2 separate regions of the Homo sapiens genome follow, and region 1 is linked to region 2. A link is an interaction called in ENCODE POLR2A ChIA-PET data of the cell type or tissue named here. Cell type or tissue: IMR-90. All regions are shown on one strand.

Region 1 (8,000 bases), 220 kb before region 2:
GTGTTACTCCAACAGAAAAAACCCAGTCTGGGGGCTAGAGCTGGCCAGTCCAAAGGAGGGCATCTGACTCCTCCATTCAGTGTTCACTTCCAAGAACACGCCTGTGCACACACACAAGCACATGCCCATGAATGCAAAGAGGAGGGGCTGAACTCCAGCGCACACTTACCTGCGGTTTTATTGCACTCAAAGTTTATGACGCTCATCCGCTGAAACCCTGAGCTGCATTCATCACCTCCAAAATATATCAAGGTGAGGTCTCCATCCGAATATCTAGATTTTTGTGAATACACAGACAAATGTGTTTGGGAGAACCAAGAAAAAAACTTGAATCTTTTTAAATGTCTACATTAAGCCTTTTGCGTAGCATCAACAAATCACTACGGATCTAAAACAGCAAGCTCTCTAGCCAGCTAGGGAAAAATATCTACAGGAAATGAGTTCCAAATGTATGGACTTGACATCCTCTCGCTTCAAAGTAGTAACTGGCTGGAAGAAAGTGCCGAAGGTTTTGCTGTGAGCATGAAGACTTCTCTTGTTCTCACTTTTAGATTTCGTACAAAATAAATAACGCCCAAGAATTAGACAGCCTTCTTAACAGCCGCCATGAACACAGCCGTGCCTGAGGGGCCTTGGACTATACTGATCCTGAACAATTTGAAAGAAGCAAAAATAAAATGTTTAAAATGCAGCTTCTCGGCAGATATTCCATGCTTTTAAAAAGCTCAAAGACCAGTTCTGGGGTTTTTGCAGTTTTCTGTTCCTAATTTTTGAATCGTAACTGCCCCTAACACATTTTCAGAAAACTGCATTTTCATCCTGCTTTTATGAAGGTCAACTACCAAGTTAAGGGTCAAAAGAAATGTGCTGAATGCATTTTTTTAGTTGTTTAAAATTTTCTGTTATGTTGATGGTGCTTCAGATTCTCAAACTGCCAGAGAAAAATCAAAACTCCTTAAAAACGAATTTTAAAATAAAAAACCCTATCAACTGTAAACTCATTAAATACTTTTCCTACAGTAGGTTCCGTACAAACAGCAAGTTTATAAAGTGAACAGTTCTAACAGAAGCATTCTTACTCTAAAGCCAGGAAAAACATTTGATTGTTTAGTGACAAACGGCAACTTGCCGAAGTCTACTAGGAAGGAATGCTGGAGTAACTGATTCTCCCGTACCTTACGGAAAATGGAAAGAGGAAGAAAAGGAGAGGGAGTTATGTTTCACAAGAATACACACAACGCACTTGAAAATTATGCAGGCCAGTCCCAAGGCACACGCCTCTAATCCACGCACTTTGGGAGGCCAATGTGGGAGGATCACCGAGGCAAGGACTTCAAGATCAGCGTGGGCAACATGGCAAAACTCCATGTCTACAAAAACTACAGAAACCAGCTAGGCATGGTGGTGCCTGCCTGTAGTCCCAGCTACTCGGGAGGCTGAGGTGGGAGAATTACTTGAGGCAGGGAAGTCAAGGCTGCAATGCACCGAGATTGCACCACTGCAGTCTAGCCTGGGCGCCAGAGTGCAACCCTATCTCAAGAAATACAAAGAAAAAGGAAAATCGCACAGAGGTTGTTGACGTACCGGAGGGTCTGATTGTGGTATCTTCCTGCTGCTTTGACTTGAGAGGTATCGCTCTTTTTCACTTGGCAAACTGCAGCTTGTTTTTTATTACAGAACTGTATTTCAGTTTCTCCACAGACATTCAAATAAAACAAATATTCTTTTCCATCTGAAATATAGGATGAACCTAAAAACAGGGAAATTAACAAGAAGAGGCTTGTTTTATATGAATAGGTATTAGAAGATTACAGTCTTACTTAGTCAAACCTGAATCCTATTTCTGAAACACCAGCCCAAACTACAGCTCTCTCCAACCCAGAAGCATGCATGGACTGACTTGGCCCCTACTGTCCCGTTCCCTCTCTCGATCCCCTTCTTCCTAAGCAGCGCCAGGAGGCAGAAAGCACCTGCTTACCTCCGCTCTGGGCAAGTGGTGTGAGGTCTATGGAGACATCCTGCTGCTCGCCGCTCAGAGAACAAGTTTTACTTTCCAGGTAATCTCTGTGGCAGGCATACTCAGTAATCCACTCAATTTCATAGCGGCAGTTGGATTTAGCTGTGAGTTTGGGAATGGTGCCCTATCAGGAACAATGTGAAAGAAGCAAAATAAAAAATGTTTCATGCAGCTTAATGCAGATTTTCCACACTTATGAAAAGCTCAAAGACAGGTTGTTAGGTTTCTACATTTTGCTGTTTCTGTTTTTTGAATCATAATTGCCTCTAACACATTAAGATTATTTGACTTATAACAACTCAGTAAAGTTACTTTTAATTTTTTTCTAAACTGTTATTTTTTTTCCATTTGACTCGTAACACCTCCATTTCCTCTTTACACTCTATTCCCTTTCTAGTCTAGTCACCTTCAGAGAGACACTCAAGCTTCGGCCAGCAAGCACCTGGACTCAGTGGCACGTGGCAATCACTAGGACATCGGCAAGCGCTAACAGGCCGTGCAGGGTGCATGGTCCATTCACCGCTTTCCACGAGGTGCTCAACTGGAGTGGTGCAACCCTGACACTGAGTGAACATTATCACATGCGTGCACAACCAGAGACACGGTCCACAACCCCTTTGGGATCCTGGGCACCACCATATCTGTACCCACACCTGCTCCTGGGTGAAGCCAGGGCACCACCCAGACACAAACCCGATTCTGCCATTGTGTTGCTTCTACAGAGCAGGAGCTCCACCATTCGTCTTTGATGTGAGCCATGAAGGGGGCTGATGGGGTCCCTGCTCACCAGGAATGTCACTGCCAGCTTTTTAATCACCCTTAGGAGACACGACTTACTGGGCTTAGCACCGGGCATAGCCGTGCTGCTTCCCAGCACCATTCATTCCGTAAATACTCACTGAGCACCTGCTACACGCCAGGCACTAGGTGCCAGGTTTACAAACAGGTCGCACACAATTAGTAAGTTGCAGAGCTGCAGGCCCAACCCTCTTCTGTTTGACTCATAATCGATGCTTCTGCCCACGTGGCTCAGTGCAGTCTGACACATGGTGATGCAGACCCCAGGGCTCCGTAAGAGAAACCAGGCACAGAAAGCCACACAGTGTAGGATTCTCCTGACATAAAACATCCAAAAAAGGCCAATCCACAGAGACAGGAAGAAGGTGGACAGTTGCCAGGGCTTGGGGTATGAATGGGAAGAGACTGCTAATGGGCAGGAGGTTTCTTTTTGGGGTGATGGAAATGCAAAATTAGATTGTGATGATGGTTGCACAGTTCTAAAAAAAAATACTAATAACCACTGAATTGTACTTAAAAAAAACTGAACTTTACAGTATGTAAACCCAATAAATAAATTAAATAAAGCATTTTTAAAATGATCTATATGACAAGGTGAGTGTTTACTAAATACCAGCTCCTAAAATCATTCAATGAGCAAATGTAAATGCTTAAACAAACCTCCCAAGTATTACAGTGTCCAAGCACATGTCACACAAGGTCTGCCCAGTGAACAGTTAAGCTTGAAAAGAAACCTGGCCGGTGCGGTGGCTCACACCTGTAATCCCAGCACTGTGGGAGGCCGAGGTGGACAGATCACTTGAGCCTGGGAGTTCAAGACCAGCCTGGGCAACATAGCAAAGCCCTGTCTCTACTAAAAATACAAAAATTAGCCAGGCGTGGTGGCACATGCCTGTAGTCCCAGCTACTCAGAAGGCTGAAGTGGGAGGATTGCTTGAAGTGGGAGGATTGCTTGAACTAGGGAGGCGGAGATTGTAGTGAAGTGAGATCGTGGCACTGCACTCCGGCCGGGGCGACAGAGCAAGACACTGTCTTTAAAAAAAAAAAAAAAAAACAGAGGGAACTTCTTGCTCCACTAATAACAAATCAGCCTCTTCTTCTAACACCAAGAAATGCCTCATACCCCTTCGAAGAAAAAGGAGGAAAACTCCCAATTCTCTTGGTTCTCACAGTGTAAAATGATTCTTACCAAATGTAGAACAAATAAAAAGGGAAAACACTAAAACCACTACCGCCTGAGAACATCTCACTGGGCTTAAAAGATTTCAACTCACATCTGTAGGTACAAATGAAAAGTGTGAATAAATATTCCTCCCCATTCACATTCAGAACAAACATCAGACACTCCGGCCTTCATTCAGCTGACAGCACTTGATGTGGAAGTCTGGGGACAGAAAGTGGAAAGCTGAGCCCTGCACTGTCTCCATATCCCACACACACCAGGCCAGCTGCCAGCCTGACGTCAGAGCAAATTCCACATTTGCTTGGGGGAAGGGGAGTGTGGTTCTCTGGCAAAAGAATTCAGCCCCTCCCTACTTCACCCTATTACTAAGAAGGCAGAAAGAAACTAAAGGAAAGCCCTGCCCTACCCCTCCCTCCCTGGGGGACGCCTCCTTTCCATCAGCACCTGCCCCTGGTTAAAACACTTGCAGGCGCTGGGCACTCAAGGACAAGTAAGTCTCAGCAGCCACACTCGAAGAGTTTACAGCTGCGCTGGAGATTTCATCAACAGCAGAGGGCACAGCAATAAACTGGCCTGTGATGAGAAAGAGGGGAGAAGGCATGGATGGGGGTTTAGGGGCAGACTGGGAAGAGAGAGGGAGGGAAAGGCTTCTCATAAGAAATCACAGGCTTGAAATTCTACTTCGTTTTTCCACTATTCACTAAAACAACCCAACTACCAAAAAAAAATCTGTCCGTGAACTACTTAAAATAATCTCACAGAGACTAGAACAAAACACCATCCCATTATATGTGGAGGCCCCTCCGGATTGCTGTAAAAAAGCAAAAGGCAAAATGCAAACAGCTCTCCCTGAGTGAGCTGCATGTGACAGAAGCTATCCCAGGAAGCTTGTCTTCTCCTGAGAACCCACCAGTGCCTCTGTCATGGCTCCCAGCTTCCTGCATCCAGGCCCACCCTGCCCCAAGCCCAGAAACGCGTTCGCATGGGCAACCCAGGCTACTGTGCGCCACATTAGTGATCAGGAGACGAGTCACTTACCTCTCTCCGCTCCGACGGGCAAACAAATGTAATAGTCACCGCAGGGCTGTGACCATCACAAAAGTCTAGCTTTCCTGCCTCTTCCCTCACGTAACTCAGGACAAGCCTGGGAGAGCCACATTGAGAAAAGAGTATTACAAAAGTATAAAGTACATCCAAATTCATATGTTGCCCTGAGCATTCAGCACATTCACTTGGGGGGGAGGAGAGGGTAACAGAAGAAATATTAAAATATAAAAGTAGATATGGTATAAAATGACTTTATTTCCATTTGAAAAAAAAAAAAGTTTTAAGTAAACTCCAGTGAGTGTTATTTTGTTAAAAAATCAAATATCTAAAGTGACCAGCACATAAATTTGATATATTAAGAAAACCTGGCTGGGTGCGATGGCTCACGCCTGTAATCCCAGCATTCTGGGAGACCAAGGTGGTGGATCACCTGAGGTCAGGAGTTCCAGACTACCCTGGCCAACACAGCGAACCTCCATCTCTACTAAAACTACAAAAATTAGCTGGGCATGGTAGTGCGCCTCTAGTCCCAGCTACTGAGGAGGCTGAGGCAGGAGAATCACTTGAACAGGGAGGCGGAGGTTGCAGTGAACCAAAATCACACCACTGCACTCCAGCCTACGTGACACAGCAAGACCCATCTCAAAAACAAAAGCAAAAACAAAAACAAAACCTGTTTGATCTGCTTCATGTCCTAGAATAAGGAAAGAGAAAAGGAACAAAAAAATTATTTTTTTTAAAAAAAGGAAGAAACACCATTTGACTAAAACAAGCAAAAAACGGTTGTAAATGAGATAACAAAATTAAAAAAAAAAAAAGGCAGACAAGCAGGCCAGGTGCATTTTTGCCCACAAGGCTAGTCAATCATTTCCTCTTTATACAACAAATTCTAAGTGCCAGCCAAAAGTTTTGTTTTGTCTTAACCCCACAGCACCTGCCCAGCAGTTACAGCAGTTACTGAACTGGGGTTCTCTTCCACCACCCAAACCACCATCCAACATGGCCCCCACCACCAGGGTTTACTGCACTCAGTGTGGAAAGGGCCCAGTGCCCCTGGCTGCCTGCTAGAGAATAGCTGATCACAGATGACCTGCCTTTTCCCACAAGAGAAGCTCACACTTGCTCAGTGTCCCACATGTTACTAAATCGTCACACAAACTCATTCATATTAAGAATTACCAATGTGTCACTTAAAGACTCTGTTATGGACTGAACTGTTTCCCCTCAAAATTTGTATGTTGAAGGCCTAAGCCATAGCTCAGCATGTGACTATATTTGGAGACAGGGCCTTTAAAGAGGTGAACAAGGAAAAAGGAGATCATGTGAGTGGGCCTTAATCCAAAAAATCACTGGTGTCCTTATCAGAAGAGGAGATTCGGACACAGACCCCCGCAGAGGGAAGGCCACGTGAAGACACAGAAAGAAAACGGCCATCTAACGAGCCAAGGAGAGAGGCCTCAGAACAAACCAGCCCCGGTGACGCCTTCTTCAGACATGCAGCCTTTAGACTGTGTAGGAAATACATTTCTGTGGTTTAAGCTACCCAGCCTATCGTATTTTCTTATGGCAGCCTGAGCAAACTAATACAGACACACACATAGAAAATTCCAAACACTTTTCCCCTCAGGTTACGCTCAAGTTTTTTCTTTGGACAGAGTGCCATTATAATTGCACATGCTCCCTACAACCACCCAGACATGCCACGAGCTCCAGACTAGAGCAAGCACAACAAGGTGTCTACCAAAGGCCTCTGAATGGGGAGAAAATGTGAATCCTTGATCGAAGTTCAGGATATGGTCATGTGCAACACACTAGAGAAATGCGTATGTCTGCCAAGGCAAGATACAAAGGCAGTACAAGAGCATATGTACACGGCACAACACATTATAAGGAACACCATTCCCCACTGGGAACCAAGGTCCCTGTCACATCCCAGTGAAGGTCACCAGCAAACTGTCCCTCCTGTCTCTTGCCCTCCCAAGATGAGAACACAATGGACACAAAATCAATTTCACGGGTGCCACAGAATGAAAAATATCAGATGGCACCTTAAGATAGGCATTATTTCATGAGGCAAATACAGGTATGTACTATGGACTGGATCATGAGATGTATTTTTACTGCTGTAAGAGACAAATGATTAAAAAGTAGACAAGCACACTAGACTATGTGACTCACAGCAATGACCAACAATCTTACAAGTACATGTGAAGCAGCAATGCTGCAGGGACTATCCCAAGCCTTGCTGAAAAAGGATGTTCCTGCAGCTCCCTGAAAGTCAGGTCCTTGCTGGAGATTAAAAACGCCAACAGCATCGGAGGCCTTGACTGACCTGTCCTTGCGCACCAGCTTCAGTCCGTCCCGGGGCTGGCCAACATCAAACGCCTGGTGTCCTCTTACCAGGCAGGCGGCAGTGCCGGGGGGACAGGCCCGCAGCTGTGAACCTGGGTCTCGTAGTGTGTCTGAAAATCATGTATTACATTAAATCAGATTAGGTGTTAGGAGTGATAATCACACGTACCCTTAGACCCAGGGTCCCTTTAAATACATTATTGAATTCCTAAAAGTCTCCCTAAGTAACTATTCTGAAACCTTGGGCAAGCCATTAACCCTCTGCAAACAAAGCTCAGGATGAAGGACTGTAAAGTACTGGCTCTGCACTGGTATATAAGAGGTGCACAGGAAACAGGTTATGATGTTATTTGTAATCAAGAAATGTACCCATCCTCTGCTTGAGGTACAACAACATTAGCACTATCCCCTTTCAAGCTACAGAGACTAGAAAATGCAGGCACTCCACAGATGACTGGAACAATTAGGAGATTAGGGAAAGAACCCACAGCTCTGGGTTCAAATCCTAAATCGACCACTTACTATGTCGATAACGTTGGTCTAACTACAAAACTATCCAATTGCCAGTGTGCTACTGCACAGGTTTGGTGGAGGATTAAAGAT
Region 2 (8,000 bases):
TAAATCAACAGGTGAGAGAAAATAAAAAAATGTAATCCAGACACTACAGACTAACAGTTTCTTGCAAAAGATATAGTGTTAGAACCCACTGCAATTCTGATCACTTGACAGTTCCATCCTAACCTTCCTTTGCCTCTGTGAAAGGTAGTTCAACCGCTTAAATGCCAACAAAAAGAAAAAAGAAAACAATTCACAAGTAGGAGGCACGTAAGGCAGGGTCTGCGCTGGAAACCTATACTGTGAAGCAGGCACTTGCAGTTTCCCCAAAGAGTCTTAGGTCAGTTAGTACTGAAATTCCTGTGTTACGGAAAGGAGCAGAGAAGTCGTACTGTTTCTTATGGATACTCTTGCCCCAAATTAACCTATCATGATTTGGTGAAAGCAAGGTTAGATCCAGGAAGCTAGTTATAAATGAGAAGGAAGGCCAGGTGCAGTGGCTCATGCCTATAATCCCACCATTTTAGGAGGCCAAGGCAGGCAGATTACTTGATCCCAGGAGTTCGAGACCACTCTGGGCAACACTGCGAGATCCCGTCTCTACCAAAAAAAAAAAAAAAAAAAAAATTAGCCAGGTATGGTGGCATGTGCCTGTAGTCCCAGCTACTCAGGAAGCTGAGGTATGAGTTTCACTTAAGCCTGGGAGGTCAAGGCTGCAGTGAACCGTGTTCATGCCACTGCACTCCTTCCTGCCTGGGTGACAGGTGAGACCCTATCTGAAAGTAAAACATGAAAAAATTCATGAGAAGGAATCACTTATCTCAAAGAATTTTATCTTGTTGTTGAAGGAGCCTTTAGTATCTATGACCAGAAATACTAAAGACTGCCTTTAGGCCAAGAAAAGAGACATGTTTTCCTACCTTCTGGGCTTTCACCAGCATTTGGAAAAAGACAGAAAAACCCCTTGCTGAGAGAAGAATATTTTCCTTCCAACAGCTCTCTCGGTCACAAGAGGTGTTCTGAAGATACCAACGATGTTGTTTACTCACTTTCTTCACTACCACCTGAAAAGCAGGGACAAATTCCCTGAATCCTGGGTTACTAGGAATGAGGCCTAAAGAAATGGCTCTGCATCTCTAAACAAAAGGAAAGGGGGAAAAACTAGCAGCGTGCAAGATAAAAGCTTTTCAGAGGCCAGATTTGGCCAATTATGAGAGAGAAACAATGGAGCCACTGATGCCCCGTTCGCAGTGAGAACTCACCCCCTCATCTTTCAGCACCGTCCAGATGTTGGGGAGGGCCTGCCTCAGCACCAGTTGGACCTCAAAGGCCTGGAAGCCTGCAGCAGGGAAACACAGGGGCACACAGCACCTGGAACCGTGTGGCATGTTCCCCACAAGAGAAGCCCTGGAGGAGCAGAAGCTGAGATGGAAAGGTCAAGTGGAAAGGGAGCTTGAAGGGTGCCCAAGCCCATGAGCCATGTGGCAGGGCCTGGCCTGTCATGATGGGATCTGGGGCAGCATTCTAAGAGTTTTTTTTTTTTTTTTTTATCTCAGGGCCACTCTTAAGTTGGGGATGCCATAGAGCTTGTGTTTATGTGAGTTACAGCTATTGATATTAAACATGTTAGAAATTAAAACTCTTACATTTAAAGAAGTTTTTTAAGTAACAAAAACCCATTATACATGAACAAAAATAACACTTATAAAAAATAACTATTTTCTAAAACAAAAACTTAGCGAGAAGAGTGACACTGTTCTACATTTTTGCAAATCTCTAATATTTGGCTGGAATGTTGTATCGGCATTTGCATCCAATCTGTTGATATGTTGTGATCATTGAAACATAAGAAAATCCAGCCTCACGGCTGGGCGCAGTGGCTCATGCCTGTAATCCCAGCACTTTTGGAGGCTGAGGAGGGCGGATCACCTGAGGTCAGGAGTTCGAGACCAACCTGGCCAACACGGTGAAACCCTGACTCTACTAAAAATACAGAAATTAGCCAGGCATGGTGGCAGATGCCTGTAATCCCAGCTACTCAGGAGGCTGAGGCAGGAGAATCCCTTGAACCCGGGAGGCGGAGGTTGTAGTGAGCCAAGATGGTGCCACTGCACTCCAGCTTGGGCAACAGAGTAAGACTCCTTCTCAAAAAAAAAAAAGAAAAAAAAAATCCAGCCTCAAGCAGATGTGTAGGTGGAAAAGGGAACAGAATTACTAGCCTTATCAAATGACTTTGGATATTCTTTAAAACTGTACCAAACTCAACAAGTGGTAGTTTCTTAAAGATTAATTGCACTGTGGAATCTGAAACCATCATTAATGAGTTTTATTGTACTGCTACATTACAATCCACTGGCCTATCTCACACCTAGAATAGATCTCTTATCTATGAGATAAGATAGCGCACAATAGTAACATTATGTGCTAGTAATCTGGAAAATGCTGGTTGGCAGGGTTATGTAGGTCTCCCAAATGTTTGCACATTTTATTACACAATACCAACAGAAGACATTGGAAAATATGATCACTGATCTCATCAGAAAGGTTGTGGTACTGGGAAGCTGTCAAGCTTACGGTGGCACATGTAAATTCTTCAAAATTCCAGTTGATTGAAAGCTGTAATTTTATCACTAGGAAATACTGCGAGTTATCTTCCTTGAAGTGACAGGCTTTTTTTTTTCCTTTGAAACAGAGTCTCATTGTGTTGCTCAGGCTGGAGTGCAGTGGCATCATCTTAGCTCATTGCCTTGGCCTCCCAAAATGCTGGGATTACAAGCATGAGTCACTGTACCTGGCCAACAAGCTCTTTTCATTGAGAAAATGATTGTGAAACCTTCAAGTCTAAGCAACCAATCAGTTCTTTCCAGTAAAAATGATATTTCATGGGGCCGGGTGCGGTGGCTCATGCCTGTTATCCCACCACTTTGGGAGGCCAAGGTGGGAGGATCACCTGAGGTCAAGAGTTTGAGACTAACCTGGCCAACATGGTTAAACCCCATCTCTACTAAAAATGCAAAAATTAGCCGGGCATGGTGGCAGGCACCTGTAATCCCAGCTACTCAGGAGGCTGAGGCAGGACAATCACTTGAACCCGGGAGGCGGAGATTGCAGTGAGCTGAAATCGTGCCATTGCACTCCAGCCCAGGCAACAAGAGCAAAACTATATCTTCAAAAAAAAAAAAAAAAAAAAGGCAGCTAATTCAGCTCTCAAAAGACTGCACAAGCACTTTTCCTTGACACAATCACTGTATTTTGGCACACACCTAAGGAATGTTTTATGCATACTTATTTTTTACATACCTATATTGACATATATTTAAAAGATGAGTAATCAAAAGATTGAGATTTAATACAACCAAGAATATTACTTTTTAATCAAGGAGGCTGCTACTAAGATTGGCCTTTCCGTTTTTAACTGAGAGTAAGTGGTAATGAAGAACACGGTATGATGCTCCTGCCTTAATGTGTGCTGAGATGCCAGCAGCTTTGTCCGACATCGCTTGGGCACCAATGCAAATGGCACAATGACAATAGCAAGTACAGCTGAGGGATACTTGGAAAACCGTTTTGACCTCACATATCCATTGGAAAGGGTCCCAGAGACTCTAGGATCCATAGACCAGCCTCTGAGAGCTGCTAAGCTATGGCGTGTTCACTGTGGCTCCACACCACATGCTGGGGGAAAAGCTTAGTGATTAACAAAAGTCAAGATAATACAGGGCACCCAGGACTGAAATAAAAGGAATGGCTCAGGAATGGAACTTGACCTTCTCAGCCTTGAAACCCAAAGTATGTCGAAAGCCTTCAACGTGTGAATGCAGGTCAGAACTTTAACCACAAAGACTCCGTAACCGCCAAACAAATGCTTGCATCAGACTCAGTCATGAGGCACTTGGGACCAGGATCCCAAGAAAGGGTGTGTTTCCCCCAACTCCTGGCAGGTGACAGTGACCTGTCCCAATGCTCCTGCGTTGGGAGGAACAGGCCCTGCCTACCAGTGATCCCAGGAAGAGTCATCCAGTCGCCTTCCTTGGCCAGCTCCAGCCACCGCGTCACTTCGTCAATCACCACCTTGATTTGGTCTTTATCCGGAGAGCTGAAAATGGGCGCATGAAAGTGAACATGTCAGAGAAAAACACTTCAGAACCGCAAGACTATGTTAACATGAGAGCAGTTTCTGAACCCTCTGGTTTTCATGTTGCAATATACAAAGAAAATGTACCAAAAGAAGACGATTTCTTCTCTGAGGCTCTTATGCAATAGGAAGCCAAACAATTGGAAGAATAGCCCACAACCTTCCATAGGATCCAGGCATATATTCAATCCCCTCCTGCTTCACTAGGATGTATGGAGGAAAAGCTATTGGTATCTAGCCAATACCAAGCATTGCTATCAGGACCGTCTTCTTTATTCAGCTTTCAGGGGTGATAAAGTCTCTATCTGGGATAATCAGGAAAAGACAAGGACTTTGGTAAACACATTGCCTCTTGCATCAGAAACAGAACCTAACATCATTTTGAGATAAGGAAAGGCCTTTCTCCAACTCTTGAAAATGAAAGAAGGTTAAAAATTCAACTTGTTTTTCCCTTACAAAAAGCTACATTTTTATATGAAAACCAGCAGGAAAAATACAAAGAGACAAAAATTCCTCCAACATAACAGAATTATCTGGAAGAGATCATCACTCATCGCATTTCAGATGTTCATTTAATCTCCCCCTTCCTGATAAAGGCAAAGAGCTTCCATACCTTGTTCAAACCCACACCTAGCTGATAGCACTTGGCTCCAGGTGAGGGTACCAGCCCCAAGGCCCCCGGTCCGTCTACCCACAATGCTGTTGCTCTCGCTGTGGTCACTCCTGACCCCAGCTCTACAGGAATACGAGGTTTTGGAGACTGGGGCTGGCACAGACAGCCAAAGTAAAAAGGCAGAGGTCCCGGCCTAGGGGAGCAGGGTCAGGCACAGCAGGGCAGACACAGCCTAACCAAGGCACACATCTGAAGTCAGTGCCCAGTATGATTGGCACAGTCAAGGTTGCCCGAGAGATATCCTTGAAAAATCCCTCAGAAGATCACATGGGGGATCAACATAACATCTCACAGCAAGTCCAACAGAACGATTTCTTCCCCTCTAGCACTGGAATGGAATTCTTGTTTCTTTGAGTTCCAAATTAGGAGTCAGTTTCTTTTTCTTTTTAAACACTGAAACTCACACTCAACGCAGTGAGAGGTTCATTAGGGAGTGGAACATGATGGAGACAGGTGAAAGCCATTCTCAGTTGGGGCACAGGGAGAGCAGCGCCAGCTGCACAGGCAGCTGAAGCCATCCCCGCCAAGCATGGATGGAGGTCACCACACTCCTGGAAACGGCACGCCCGCCCACGGGAAATGCAGACAACAGCAACAAGGAAACAAAAAGGCACCTGGAGAAACAGGCCATACCTGCGAACTCTCCAGTTCCCAGTCAGGATATCGTGTCTAATTTTCTTCTCCTGTTCTTCATTCATATATGGGATTCCGTTTTTGAGAAACTTAAGACAGAAACAGAACAACAAACAGAACAAGGAGACAAGTCAGAGGGATCCTCTGTGCCTGATTTCACGAGGACAGGTAGAAAGGGGAAAGGAGACGGGCTGTATAAGCCAGTTCGTCTAGATCACTTGTAAGACATTCCCAGGCCGGGTGCGGTGGCTCATGCCTATAACCCCAGCACTTTGGGAGGCCGAGGCAGGTGGATTGCCTGAGGCTAGGAGTTCAAGACCAGCCTGACCAACATGGTGAAACCCCGTCTCTACTAAAAATACAAAAAGAATTAGCTGGGCATGGTGGCGGGTGCCTGTAATCCCAGCTACTTGGGAGGCTGAAGCAGGAAAATCACTTGAACCCGGGAGGCGAAGATTGCACCACTGCACTCCAGCCTGGGCAACAGAGCGAGACTCCATCTCAGAAACAAACAAAAGACATTCCCGTTCCCCTCCTCCAATGCCATACCTTGTTATAGTTGAAGCCATACTGATTCAAAAACTGAACACTGGAAGCCTGGAAGGAGAATTCTGAGTCCAAAATCCCAAACGTTGTAGGGAAGAGATAGAAGTTACAAGAATGGGCTATATACCTATAATAAAACAAACATACAGAGAAAAAGCCACAACCATTTAAAAAACTCTGGCTCCCAGGGCTGGCTTCAGGGTGGGCTCTTTCTTTTAGGCAAGAAGAATCTGAGTGTGCCCGAGTGTCTGCTGTGTTTCAGGAGCTATGATTGGCACTGGGGGTGCTAAATGAAAAAGGCAGAGAGCCTGCCTTCAGGGCCAGCGTATACCACAGAGACAGCCCCTCCACAAGCTGCCCAGGGATGCCAGGTTAGGGCGTGCAGGCTGGCACCCTCAACTGCTCATGGGGGGTGGGGAGGCATCCTGATAGTTGGGGCATCCTTTCTGCCTACTGTGTCAGGTAGTTTAAACATCACTTTCATTACACCACACTGTGTCAGGCGCTTTTATTAATATAGGTGCACACTGGAGACAATGGAAATGGGGAAAGGAGCACTTAAGGTACAGAGCAAGGCTGGCGGGAAAGGTACTGCTTCCAGAGAGACATCAAAGACAAGCTGGAATCCGCAGAGGGCAGAGTGAGTGGAGGAACAGACACAGGAGAGAATACGGAAGATCCAGGGCAAAAGTGATCGGGGCACCTGAGGCAGAATTTGAAGGTGGCAGCTGTGGAACATAGGTGGGAAGCACCTATGTTTGCAGAAGCTCTTGATACATACTTGTTTGCCTCTCCTTCAATAGCGGAAAACACAGACAATCCTGGAAGAATGACCGTAGAGGGAATGAATGCCAAGGAAAAGCAACCTGAATTTCACTACAAAGACAAAAACAACTCAAACAGTACTTTGCGCCCACAGATACTATGTGGGCTGTACAACAGGATAACATCTTTAATGACAAAAAAGAAAAGACAGACTGGAAGCATGAGAAATGTCAAATTGTAATTCACACTGAATTTGCTAAAATCTAATTGTGGCCTGTTCTTCAAATACAGAAGTAAATATTAAAATGACATTCTCATAGTTTTAAAACTATCCACAGAAAATACCAAAAACCATTAAGATTTATATATTTAACTCATTTAAAATGTCTATTCCTCCCCCCTCAAAGAAAACCATATGCAAAGTTAAAAAAAAAAAAGACTTCAGGCCAGGTGCGGTGGCTTATGCCTGTAATCCCAACACTTTGGGAGACCTAGGCAGGTGGATCACTTGAGGTCAGGAATTCGAGACCAGCCTGACCAACATGGTGAAACCCTGTCTCTACTAAAAATACAAAAATTAGCTAGGTGTGGTGGCGCGCACCTGTAATCCCAGCTACTCAGGAGGCTGAGGCAGGAGAATTGCTTGGGCCTGGGAGGCAAGGGTGTTGCAGGGAGCCAAGATCGTGCCCCTGCACTCCAGCCTGGGCAACAGAGCAAGACTCTGTCCCCCTTCCCCCCAAACAAATTTGGGTACAACAATGGAAACATAACTACAACTGTTTCCTATACTTCTCAAAGAGGTCTTATAATTAAAAACAAACAAACGAACAAAAAAAAAACCATAACAGAAAAGTAGCAAAGGATCAGGATAGAGAGGAAAACACACACACGTTCAGCATCATTCATAGTAAAAGCAGGGGCTGGGCGTGGCAGCACTCCCAGCTACTTCAGAAGCTGAGACTGGAGGATCTCCAGAGCCCAAAAGTTTGAGCCCAGCCTGGGCAACACAGCAAAAACCCAATGGTGCGGGAGAGGGCACAGACAAACCCAGAAAAGTAAAATCTGGCCCAGGGTCTGTTTCTGTAAATACAATAACATTTTACTGGAATGGAGCCATGCTCATTTGTTCATGTATTCTCTACAGCTAATTTCACATTACAAAAGCAGGATTGAGTAGCTGTAAAAGAAACAGCATTACGCAACCGTTAACAGCTCTGTCTTGACCAGCCTGGCCAACATGGTGAAACCCCATCGCTACTAAAAATACAAAAATTAGCCAGGCCTGGTGGCAATTGCCTGTAATCCCAGCTG

Evidence for each region. Peaks named below come from ENCODE experiments on the same cell type or tissue, not always from the same donor. Only the 100,000 strongest peaks of a DNase experiment are listed, where the experiment ranks them.
Region 1: POLR2A ChIA-PET joins it to region 2 with 10 read pairs; 3 of 35 experiments call an interaction of 5 or more read pairs at or near these places.

What each region holds. Positions count from the first base shown.
Region 1 is chr6:160,026,692-160,034,691 of GRCh38, reverse strand. It overlaps IGF2R (insulin like growth factor 2 receptor), which reads right to left. Exons shown (of 48, transcript NM_000876.4): 6 at 7,378-7,507; 7 at 5,037-5,142; 8 at 1,979-2,141; 9 at 1,585-1,750; 10 at 170-273. Among named protein-coding and RNA genes, the nearest start is that of AIRN, 23 kb to the right of the region's middle. In IMR-90, no CTCF peak of the experiment used is centred here; DNase peaks (open chromatin) are centred at 3,071 and 4,291; H3K27ac peaks cover 1,229 bases.
Region 2 is chr6:159,802,016-159,810,015 of GRCh38, reverse strand. PNLDC1 (PARN like ribonuclease domain containing exonuclease 1) reads right to left here. Exons shown (of 19, transcript NM_001271862.2): 4 at 6,706-6,745; 5 at 5,928-6,051; 6 at 5,379-5,467; 7 at 3,933-4,033; 8 at 1,200-1,276; 9 at 858-1,001. Among named protein-coding and RNA genes, the nearest start is that of PNLDC1, 5.7 kb to the right of the region's middle. In IMR-90, no CTCF peak of the experiment used is centred here; no DNase peak of the experiment used is centred here.